2 separate regions of the Homo sapiens genome follow, and region 2 is linked to region 1. The links are chromatin loops, found by intact Hi-C in ENCODE. Cell type or tissue: psoas muscle. All regions are shown on one strand. Region 1 has its middle 38 kb from the start of NUB1. Region 2 has its middle 5.4 kb from the start of GBX1.

Evidence for each region. A loop is a pair of places that touch in the nucleus more often than their neighbours do. Peaks named below come from ENCODE experiments on the same cell type or tissue, not always from the same donor. Only the 100,000 strongest peaks of a DNase experiment are listed, where the experiment ranks them.
Region 2: it touches region 1 in a loop (2.7-fold over the local background); 48 of 110 quality-filtered maps call a loop at or near these places.

What each region holds. Positions count from the first base shown.
Region 1 is chr7:151,301,710-151,306,709 of GRCh38, reverse strand. No RefSeq gene overlaps it. Among named protein-coding and RNA genes, the nearest start is that of NUB1, 38 kb to the left of the region's middle. RefSeq lists a silencer at 3,007-3,176 and an enhancer at 2,518-3,376. In psoas muscle, CTCF peaks have their summits at 2,891 and 3,093 (motif pointing right); a DNase peak (open chromatin) is centred at 3,099; H3K4me3 peaks cover 906 bases; H3K27me3 peaks cover 1,851 bases.
Region 2 is chr7:151,170,557-151,175,556 of GRCh38, reverse strand. No RefSeq gene overlaps it. Among named protein-coding and RNA genes, the nearest start is that of GBX1, 5.4 kb to the right of the region's middle. RefSeq lists an enhancer at 501-795 and a silencer at 501-795. In psoas muscle, a CTCF peak has its summit at 2,820 (motif pointing right); DNase peaks (open chromatin) are centred at 656, 1,416, 1,626 and 2,816.

The DNA of each region.
Region 1 (5,000 bases):
GATGCACACTAATTTTTTTTTTTTTTTTGTAGAGACAAGATTTCACCATGATGCCCAGGCTTGTCTCGAACTCCTGGGCTCAAGGGATCCGCCTGCCTTGACCTCCTCAAGTGTCGGGATTATAGGTGTGAGCCACTGCGCCCAGCACTCCTGAATGTATCTTGATGCAGCCAAACAGTATCAACTTCTCCTCCATCTCAGCCACAATACTTATTGCCTGGACTGTATATTGAAGTTCAAATCATATTCTATGTGATATTTAAACACAGCTTCAAACATACAAACCACAAAATGCCACCACCACGTGCCTTGCTGTGGGTGTCATTTCACTCACCGTGTTAAATGCTACCAGAGTTTTCAATCTGCAGACAGGATATTCAGTTCTGGGAAATTTTCATGTATGTTTACAAATAACTTCCTTCCTATTATATACTCGTTTTCCCAAAACTCCAACTTGGACATCCTGGATTTATCTTCTACTTCTAATTTCTCTCCTGAATTCTCAGAGTTGAAAGTTATGAAATACATATTGAAAGAATGCCCCAAATACTCTGTACAATGTAAAATTAGGCCCATTCAAAGCACACTGTCATGAACTCTGGGGATATTGAGGGCACAGAGAAGACTCTACAAGCTTCCAATCCTACATATAGATAGATGTAATAGGAAGGCTGAAGGATAAGAGTGGCCTCAGACTTCTCATCTACAACACTAGAAGGTAGCCATGCCTTCAACACTCTGAGGGGGCTGGGTGAAGTGGCTCATGCCTGTAATCCCAACACTTTGGGAGGCCAAGGTGGGAGGATCACTTGAAGCCAGGAGTTCAAGACTGGCTTGGGAAGCAAAGTAAGGCACCCAATCTCAAAAAAAAAAAAAAAAAAAAAAAAAGTTTAGAAAATTAGCCAGGTGTGCTGGTGCACACCTGTGGTCCCAGCTTCTTGGGAGGCTGAGGTGGGAGGACTGCTTGAGCCCAGGAGTTCAAGATTGCAAAGCTGTGAGCAACACTGCACTCCATCCTGGGCAACAGAGTGAGATCTTGTCTCTAAAATCAAAAACCAAAACTGAGGGAAACTGATACCCGGATAACAATTACATACCCAGCTAAGCTACCAAGCAAGTGTTACGGTAAAATAAAAACAGGGTCAGATATACAAGCTCTCAAAACTTTACCTCTCAAGCATCTTTTTTCAGGAAGCTATGGAAGGACGTACTCAATTAAAATGGGAGAATAAAGGAAGAAACAAGAAAAACGATCCAGGAACCAGGGTCGGCCAACCAAGAGGGAGGCAAGGGCCTCTCTGGGCTGCAGGGCAGAAGCCCCGGGAAAGAGTTCTTCAAAACACTGAAATGAACAGACTATCGGACAGGAATTTATCAAAAGGAGAGTTACACAGCTGGGGAAGAATTTGGTGATAAAATAGCCATAAACATCTGGAGAACTAAGTGAAAGGAAGTTCAAGACAATCAGTAAATCCAGAGAAAAGAAAAAGGTGGCAGAAAGGAAAAATAGTCCTAATATATAGTCCACCGCTCATTTGTGAACAGTAGTTACCTAACCCATCAACATCCATCTGACCCAAGGTAAGAATTCAGTGGCGGATGAGGAGGTAGGAGGGGTGGGGTGGGTGTGAGGAGGAGTTAAGTCCTCCTCTTCCGTAGCCAGTAGGAAACGCTAACGATGGAAATCTGTTGTTTAGAGACATGGAGGCAAAACAGAAGAGAATCAGCTGGAAGAGCTAAGAGCCCCGCTGTGGAGGACAGGAAGTGGGAGGTGGGAACTGCTTTTTTTCAGACATCTCCTGTAACAGCGTGATTCTAAACTGTGTAACTTTTTGTTTGTTTGTTTGTTTGTTTTACAGGAACACGGATTTGATTTTTTTTTTTTTTTTTTTTTGAGACGGAGTCTCGCTCTGTCTGTCGCCCGGGCTGGAGTGCAGTGGCGCGATCTCAGCTCACTGCAAGCTCCGCCTCCTGGGTTCACGCCATTCTCCTGCTTCAGCCTCCCGAGTAGCTGGAACTACAGGCACTTGCCACCAAGCCGGGCTAATTTTTCGTATTTTTAGTAGAGACGGGTTTTACCGTGTTAGCCAGGATAGTCTCGATCTCCTAACCTCGTGATCCGCCCGCCTTGGCCTCCCAAAGTGGTGAGATTACAGGCATGAGCCACTGCGCCCGGCCTTGATGTTTTAATAAAAATACAGTTCTACAAAAGGTGCTTAACACAGCCCCGGACGGGGTTCTCAGGTGGAGTCAGCCCTAGGACCCCTAAAAGACGCACGCAGACAGAGCCTGCTCCCCCCACGCTCCCGCCAGCACCGGGACCCACTGAGAGCCACTGCCGGGTGTCCTTCATATAAAAAAAAAAAAAAAAGGCGGGTGCAGTGGCTCACGCCTGTAATCCCAGCACTTTGGGAAGCTGAGGCGGGCAGATCACCTGAGGTCAGGAGTTTGAGGCCAGCCTGGCCAATATGGCGAAACCCCGTCTCTACTAAAAATACAAAAATTAGTTGGGCGTGGTGGTGCGCGCCTGTAATCCCAGCTACTCGGGAGGCTGAGGCAGGAGAATCATTTGAACCCAGGAGCTGGAGGTTGCAGTGAGCCGAGATCGCGCCACTGCACTCCAGCCTGGGCGACAGAGCGAGACTCTGCCTCAAAAAAAAAAAGATAGAAAGAAAGAAAGAAAGAAACTTACTACACAAAGCTCTTGTTGAAACGGTGTAACTTGGTTGAAATTACAAAAAGCAGGGCCCTAGCGAGTTGCTTGGCCGTGCCGTACGCGCAGGCGCGCCCACTCCCACCCAGCAGGAGGACCCCGCCATCGTCAAGTCGTGACCTGTCATCCACACAGAGGACTGTCGGGGCCAAGTGGCCTCTGACGGGAGTAGGGGGTGAGAATCCGAGGTGGACCCTGGGAGAGCGCAGTTGGCTGGGGTGCTGCGCTGAAGGGGCCTCCAGGGTCAGGGCAGCAGGCGTGAGCCAGTGCCTGGCATGGAGTGGGGCTCCCTCGCCCCTTCCCGGCTGCTGCTCAGCGGCTGATTCCGCGGGCCCGGGGGCGCTCCAAGGGGCGTCGGTCCCGCGACGGCCGCCAGGTGGCGCCAGAGCCCGCCCAGCCGCAGCCCCTGCGCCTGCCAGCCCCGGTGCCCGCCAGCCAACGCCAAACCCAACCCGGCCAGGGTCCTGGGTCTCCCGCCCCTCCCTCAGAGTCTCCGAGGGGCGGGAAATGGTTTCCAAAAGAATTCAAATACATTCAAAAGCAGACCGGATGTAACGAAGAAGCCAGTCCAGGTTCTCTTACACCTCCAGCGGAGCCCCGCCGCCTGTTTCTCTCTAAAAGCAAATCCCAGACGATCCATCATTGCATCTGAAAATATCTCAGTTCCGAACTCTATAAAATAAGGACTCTAAAAAAAGTATAGTCCCGGCCGGGCGCAGCGGCTCACGCCTGTAATCCCAGCACTTTGAGGGGCCGAGCCGTGTGGATCACCTGAGGTCAGGAGTTCGAGACAAGCCTGGCCAATATGAATAAACCGTGTCTCTACCAAAAACACAAAAATTAGCCGGGCGTGGTGGCGGGAGCCTGTAATCCCAGCTACTCGGGAGGCTGAGGCAGGAGAATCACCTGAGCCCCGGAGGCGGAGGTTGTTCTGAGCGGAGATCACATCATTGCACTCCAGGCTGGGCGACAGAGGGAGACCCCGTCTCAAAAAAAAAAAAAAAAAAAAGAAAGAAAGAAAAAAGAAAAAAAATTATAGTCCCTATGTCGTGACCACACACGTTTAACAAATGCGGGTTCCTGGATCAGGAATCTGAGCCCGAGAGGGGACGGGAATCTGAGCCTTGTGACAAGTTTTCCCTGCAAAGTCTTGGGGTGCTGTGTGCAGAGGAACAGGACAGACTCCCCCTGAGCTCTGCTCCAGTACTGCTCCAGAGGCAGATGGAGAGCCGGCGTATCACATGCGGGCATCAGGATGGCATATTTGGGGGAACAGGGGTTTGGGAAGAGCCAGGTCGGATGGAGAGGGCAGGGACAGGCTGGGGAGCCCTGGTCCCACCCACACCCTCCCCACTTGGGGACCTCTCTTGTCTCCAAACATTACTCGGTCAGCCGGACGGTGAGTGGTGCCGTGGATAACAGGTCCCTTCTTGGGCTGCTGTGTCTAGTCCCTTAACTTCAATGCCCTTTTTAAGGCTTAAACCTTAGGTCGTTGCTCTGTTCCAATAGTCACACGTGCTCGAAGAACTGACCTGCTCATTTGGCCCTCAGCTGCCACCACGAGGCTCCCTCCTGGAGCTATTCCTCCCTGGACCGGCCACAGGGGAGGGCCCCAGGCAGCGTGGCTCCTCCAGTCCTGCCGCCTCTCTCATGCCACCTGTGTTTCCGAGCCAGTCCATCCAAGGAAACAGACAAGGTAGCCATGAGCATGAGTAGAGAGGTGCCCACGTTCCGGACCACTCTCGCTGTATTTGTCTCCCATCTCCATCAGAAGACTCCGCTGAGCTCCAAGGCAGGTGGGGTCACAGGCTGAGGCTGAGGACCAGCTGTGTGTTAAAAGCCAGCCAGTCTTGGGCAGAGGACCTCACCTTTCTTGGACGCAGATCTTGGAACCAGTACAGTGGCACCAAGGGCAGGTCTGAGGATTCAAGGTGACATGACAATCTTGAACGCTGAACCCAATGCCTCCCTAAGTGATGTTCTTGTCAAACAAGCTTCTGCCAGACGCTCTCCTCAGACTGTCCATTTTCACTCCAGATCTTTCTGTTCACTCATTTATCCTCTTGGCAAATACGTATTGTGCACCTACTGTGTGCGAGGTGCTAGGGATGCTGCAGCAATCCAACGGGCACCAATCTCCCCTCACAGAGAAGACATACTCCAAAGAGGAAAGGGGCCTCGCTGTGATGACAGGCAGTGCAGGTGTAGACCATGGCCTTGGACAGGGGTTCCAAGTGAGACGTGTTGCAGGGCCTGAGGCAGGCTCACCTAACTCGCCCAGCACCTG
Region 2 (5,000 bases), 130 kb after region 1:
GGGTCCCAGGCTTGCCAGCTCCATGAAATGACAGAATGACCGCCAGGTGAGAACGCGTTTGAAAAGGCCTAAAGGAGGTGCAGGGTGCACATGGAGGCAGTGCAGAGAGTTGGGCAGGAAGGCACAGGAACCCTTGGGGTAGGAAGGTGAGGAGGCAGGAGAGCCACCCGGAAGGAGGGGCATGTGGGGTGGCCGATCGCAGAGGGTAACCATGGCTCAGGTGACAGCGAAAGGCCCAGGTTTAGAAAAACAGAACCAGTTCTGCCTATTGCCTGACACGGTAGGTCAGGGAGCACCAGAAGCATGCCTGGTTCCTGCCTCTTTTATCTGCTCCTTCCTTAAATTTAGCTCTGGCCGCAAGAGCGCTGAGTTGAAAGTTCCATGACACAGGTTCTGGTCTTAACTCTGCCATTAACTTGTGGAACGTAAGTCTCTTCCCTCTCTGGGATCACGTTTCTGCATCTGTAAAAAGAGAGGGAGGAGAGTCCCTGAGGGTCATTGCAGTATCAGGATTTTCAGAACCTGCCAGAGGCCCCAGCAGTCGGGAGCTGCCTGCAACCACAGGCGAAGGGCAGGTGGTCGGGACAGAGCAGCCAATCAAGTGCACCGTGATCCCTGACGTCAAGGGTCGCTGGACAGAGTTCCCCCAGGCGGCGGAGTGCGCAAGCGCTGGAGCTCGCGACTTTCCCGCCAACCGGCACTAGCGAGGCGACGAAGGGCGGGGCCAGGAGGGCGCGAAGGGACAGGGGTTGGGGCCTGGAGGGCGCGAGGCGGCAGGGGGCGAGGCCTGGAGGTCGCGAGGCTTTAGGCCGCGCGGACCAGAGCCCGAAGCCGGGTTAGGCGTTGAGAGGCGGCTGAGGAGAAGCGGAGAGGAAGTGAGGGGGCCCGGATTCCCACCCTGGCCTCACGGACCTTGGGCTGACCGGTCTGTCTGGCTTCAGGTACTAGGGCGCGGCTCTGGGACGCGGGTGCGGGTGGGCAAGCGGTGGAGGCTCCTCGCTGTGGAAACCCCAGGCGGACCCCGACCGCACAGGCCCCACCTCGCGGGCAGGAAGCGGCTGCCCCAAGACATGGGCGGGAACCTGGTGCGCGAGGCCCACTCCTGTCGAGGGCCTGCGGGGCGCCCCGTGGAGACCGCGGCTCGGGTGGGGGTCCCGGGGGACGCCCTAGTGCTCGATGGTTTGTTCCGCAGCCGTTCCAGGGCCTGCTGCGTTCAGGCACCGCCGCACGGGGGCAAGGACTGCCCTCCAGGCCCCCACCAGGGTCCGCTTGCGCGGGGTAGCCGGAGCGCGGCGCACAGGAGGAAGCGGCAGGTGCTGCCGAGCCCGGGGAGAGACGTGCGGGATGGGGGGTTGGCAGTCGGTGACAGGGAAACCTGCTCTCTGAGGAGGTGACATTTAGCCTGAGACCTGAGTAGAGCAGATCAGTAGGAGTGGCAGGACGGACCGTCCTGGCTGCGGGCGTGGGTCGGGGGGCACCTGCGGCGGTGGTCCAGGCCAGAGGTGGTCGCGGCGGGCGAGATTCGGGATCCCTGGGAAGAACTGGGGGGCCGCCGCTGGGGGGGATGTAGGGGGCTGCAGAATAGCGCTGTCTAGGGCGACTCGCAGGTTTTTGGCTTGGACCCCTGGACGGTGGTGCCAGATGCTAAGATGGGGAAGACGAGGAAGTAACGGGAAGCAGAAGGCCGTTGCTGGGGAGATGGCACTGGAGCCGCCTAGGAAGCATCTCAGAGGCTGTGGCCCTTGGCACGGGGATCTGGGGCCAGGTCGAGCGCAGGTCTGGGTATCATGCGAGTGCGGGCTCGCTGGTGCGGGAAAGAGTTTGGAGCTCTGCTCCCAGGGAATCCCGACTCCCGCAGATGACTTGCCCGAGAGAGTCCTGCTGGTGGATTTTGATGGAAATTCTATTTGATCGCACCCACTTGGTTCACTGTGTGCTTCCGGGTCCCCAGGTTTTAGGTGCTTCATGCCCTGCTGGGAACGAGACACGCTCCTGCCCTCAGTGAATCTTCAGTCTAGTCTGAGAAACAAGGGTGTGAACAACCAGTTAGAATACAAGGGGCAATAGGATGAATGCAAGATAAACGTGGGAGCAGGAGCTGGGGGCATGAAGAGGAGGGTGAGGAATGGGGTTGAGATCTGGGAGGGCGTCCCAGAAGAAGGACCCTCCTCTAAAGTGATAGGAAGATGGGGGAGGATTTCTGGCCACATCTGGAGAGCCTGCGATCATGGGATGCCTTTTTAAGGACGGGGAAGGGAAGAAAGGCGATGTGGAGTGGTGGCTGTGAAGGGGCTGTGCACAACTTCACATATTGTCCCCTTAGCGGGCAATGTCAGGAGGGTCCTCACTGGGGTTAGACATTCAGACTCTTGCGAGCCAGGGCGCTCCCTCCCCAGCCTCCTGGCTGTTGGTCCCGCGGGCCCAGAACCTCTCCCTGGTAATTGCTTTTCGTAATGTGTTTGCTCCAAACCAATTTCACGCCTCCGTGAGGACTCCGCCCTGCACTGAGGCGCGGACCTCCCCACCACCAACCTACCCGCGTGTGAACGCGCGGGCTCATACATACTGTACACATTTAACACAACAGAAATACAGGGTTCGGGTACCGGGGCACACTAAACATACTTAACCCTACACTCACGCACACTAGACGTTAAGACACTCACGTACAACCCCCCGTCCCCAAACAGTGCATTCACAGTTAAGCATCTAGAGGCGTCCCGCGCGCTCGCCCTTGGATGCTCCGTTAGTGGTTTCTTTGCCCTCGGCGCGTCTCCTGGACTGTCGCCAGGGGGCGCTGCAGCACCCCGCACCTCCTTCGCCGTGCCCGCAGTTGTGCGCTGCTGCCACCAGAGGGCACCCGCGGCCAGGCCCGACGCTGCCCACCATGAGAGGACTTTCTCTGGCCAATGAGTGGATTGGAGGTATAGATTTGTGGTCTTTGACTTGAATACTTTGTTTTTTTCTTAGCATCCTTGGTGCTGGTTGGCAACACAGGTCAGGCCAGATGATGAGGCCGCGGTGGGCACAGAGGGTAGATTAAAGATAAAATTCCTCTGTAGGAGCATTTCCCAAATGTCAGAGAATATGGACAAAGCAGCACTTTCAGAATTCTGTTTCGGACAATGAGACCAGGTACTTGCCCATAATGCGTCTGTTCAGGAATTCAGTAGGAGAATCATAGTTTTTTGCTGGTAAAGAAAGGAACTAGCTCTGTTCAGATTTGACAGAGGTAAGGTCTGTACTTGATACTGATGAGAGAGTGAAGTAGTTTTTGGAGTGCTCTGGATTTCAGGGAAAATGAGTCCCCTTCCTTTCTTCGCCACTCTACTCTTTGTCTATTTAGTGCAGGAAGAACTCGTTTTGGAAGGTGTTTTTTCATATTCAATTGACTCTTGCCCTTGCTTTTTGACTAGACAAAGTTTTTTTTTTTGAGACGGAGTCTGACTCTGTCGCCCAGGCTGGAGTGCAGTGGTGTGATCTCTGCTCACTGCAAGCTCCGCCCTCTGGGTTCACACCATTCTCCCGCCTCAGCCTGCCCAGTAGCTAGTACTACAGGTGCCTGCCACCACGCCTGGCTAATTTTTTGTATATTTAGTAGAGACGGGGTTTCACCGTGTTAGCCAGGATGGTCTGGATCTCCTCACCTCGTGATCCACCCGCCTCAGCCTCCCAAAGTGCTGGGGTTACAGGCGTGAGCCACCACGCCCAGCCCTTGTTGTTCTTATTTGTAAGACAGGGTCCTGCTCCGTCACCCAGGCTAGAGTGCAGTGGCACAATCTCTGCGCACTGAAGCCTCAACCTCCCCGGCTCAAGTGATCCTCCCACCTCAGCCTCCTGAGTAGTTAGGACTACAGGCATGTGCCACCATGCCTGGCCAATTTTTAAATTTTTTTTTATAGAGACGGGATCTCACTATGTTGCCCAGGCTGGGCTTGAACTCCTGGTCTCAAGTGGTTCTCTCACCTGGGCCTCCCAAAGTGTCGGGATTACAGACATAAATCATTGTACCCAGCCAGAGTAGATATTAATCACTCTCCCTCACAGATGGAGATGTCAAAGAGGGGTCAAGGTCACAGGGCCCAGTGAGGGGTCAGAAGAGGAATTTGATTCCAGGTCTTTTTCCTTTAGCCAGTGCTTCTTTCCATTTACCATGTGGCCTCAGTTCTATGTTCTATGAAAGGGCAGGGAAAGGAAATGGGTTGCTGCAGTTGCCACTATGTATGCCAATGTTACGGAATGTCAAGGACTTCACAGAAGTCACACTTCGTATCTCTAGCATGGCAAGGGAACAGATAGAGGATATAAATGGGTTATGAAATACAGTATCTAACAAACACAAACCACACCAGGTCAGTAGAAGTACTTAAGGTCTCACCTGCCTCTGTTCAGAATTGGTGGCCCACTGGGATTTGTTGGCACTAAGTTTTAAGTATGTACTTCCTGGCCAGGCGCAGTGGCTCATGCCTATAATCCCAGCACTTTGGGAGGCCGAGGCAGGCAGATCATGAGGTCAGGAGTTCGAGATCAGCCTGGCCAACGTGGTGAAACCCTGTCTCTACTAAAAACACAAAAATTAGCCGGGCATGGTGGCAGGCGCCTGTAATCAGAGCTACTTGGGAGGCTGAGGCAAGAGAATCACTTGAATCCGGAAGGAGGAGGTTACAGTGAGCCAAGATCATGCCACTACACTCCAGGCTGGGCAACAGAGCGAGACTCCATCTCAAAAAAAAAAAAAAAGTAGGTACTTCCTGTGCCAGCTTGAGTAGAGAATCCACTTTACTGAGTATAGTTCTAAGCAATAAGCTCTTGGCATGAACTAGGCGACATATATCTTCAAGATCAGAGGGTTATTTTATTTATTTATTTTTTGAGATGGAGTTTCCCTCTTGTTGCCCATGCTGGAGTGCAGTGGTGCGATCTCGGCTCACTGCAACCCACCTCCCAGGTTCACGCGATCTCCTGCCTCAGCCTCCCAAGTAGCTGGAATTACAGGCATG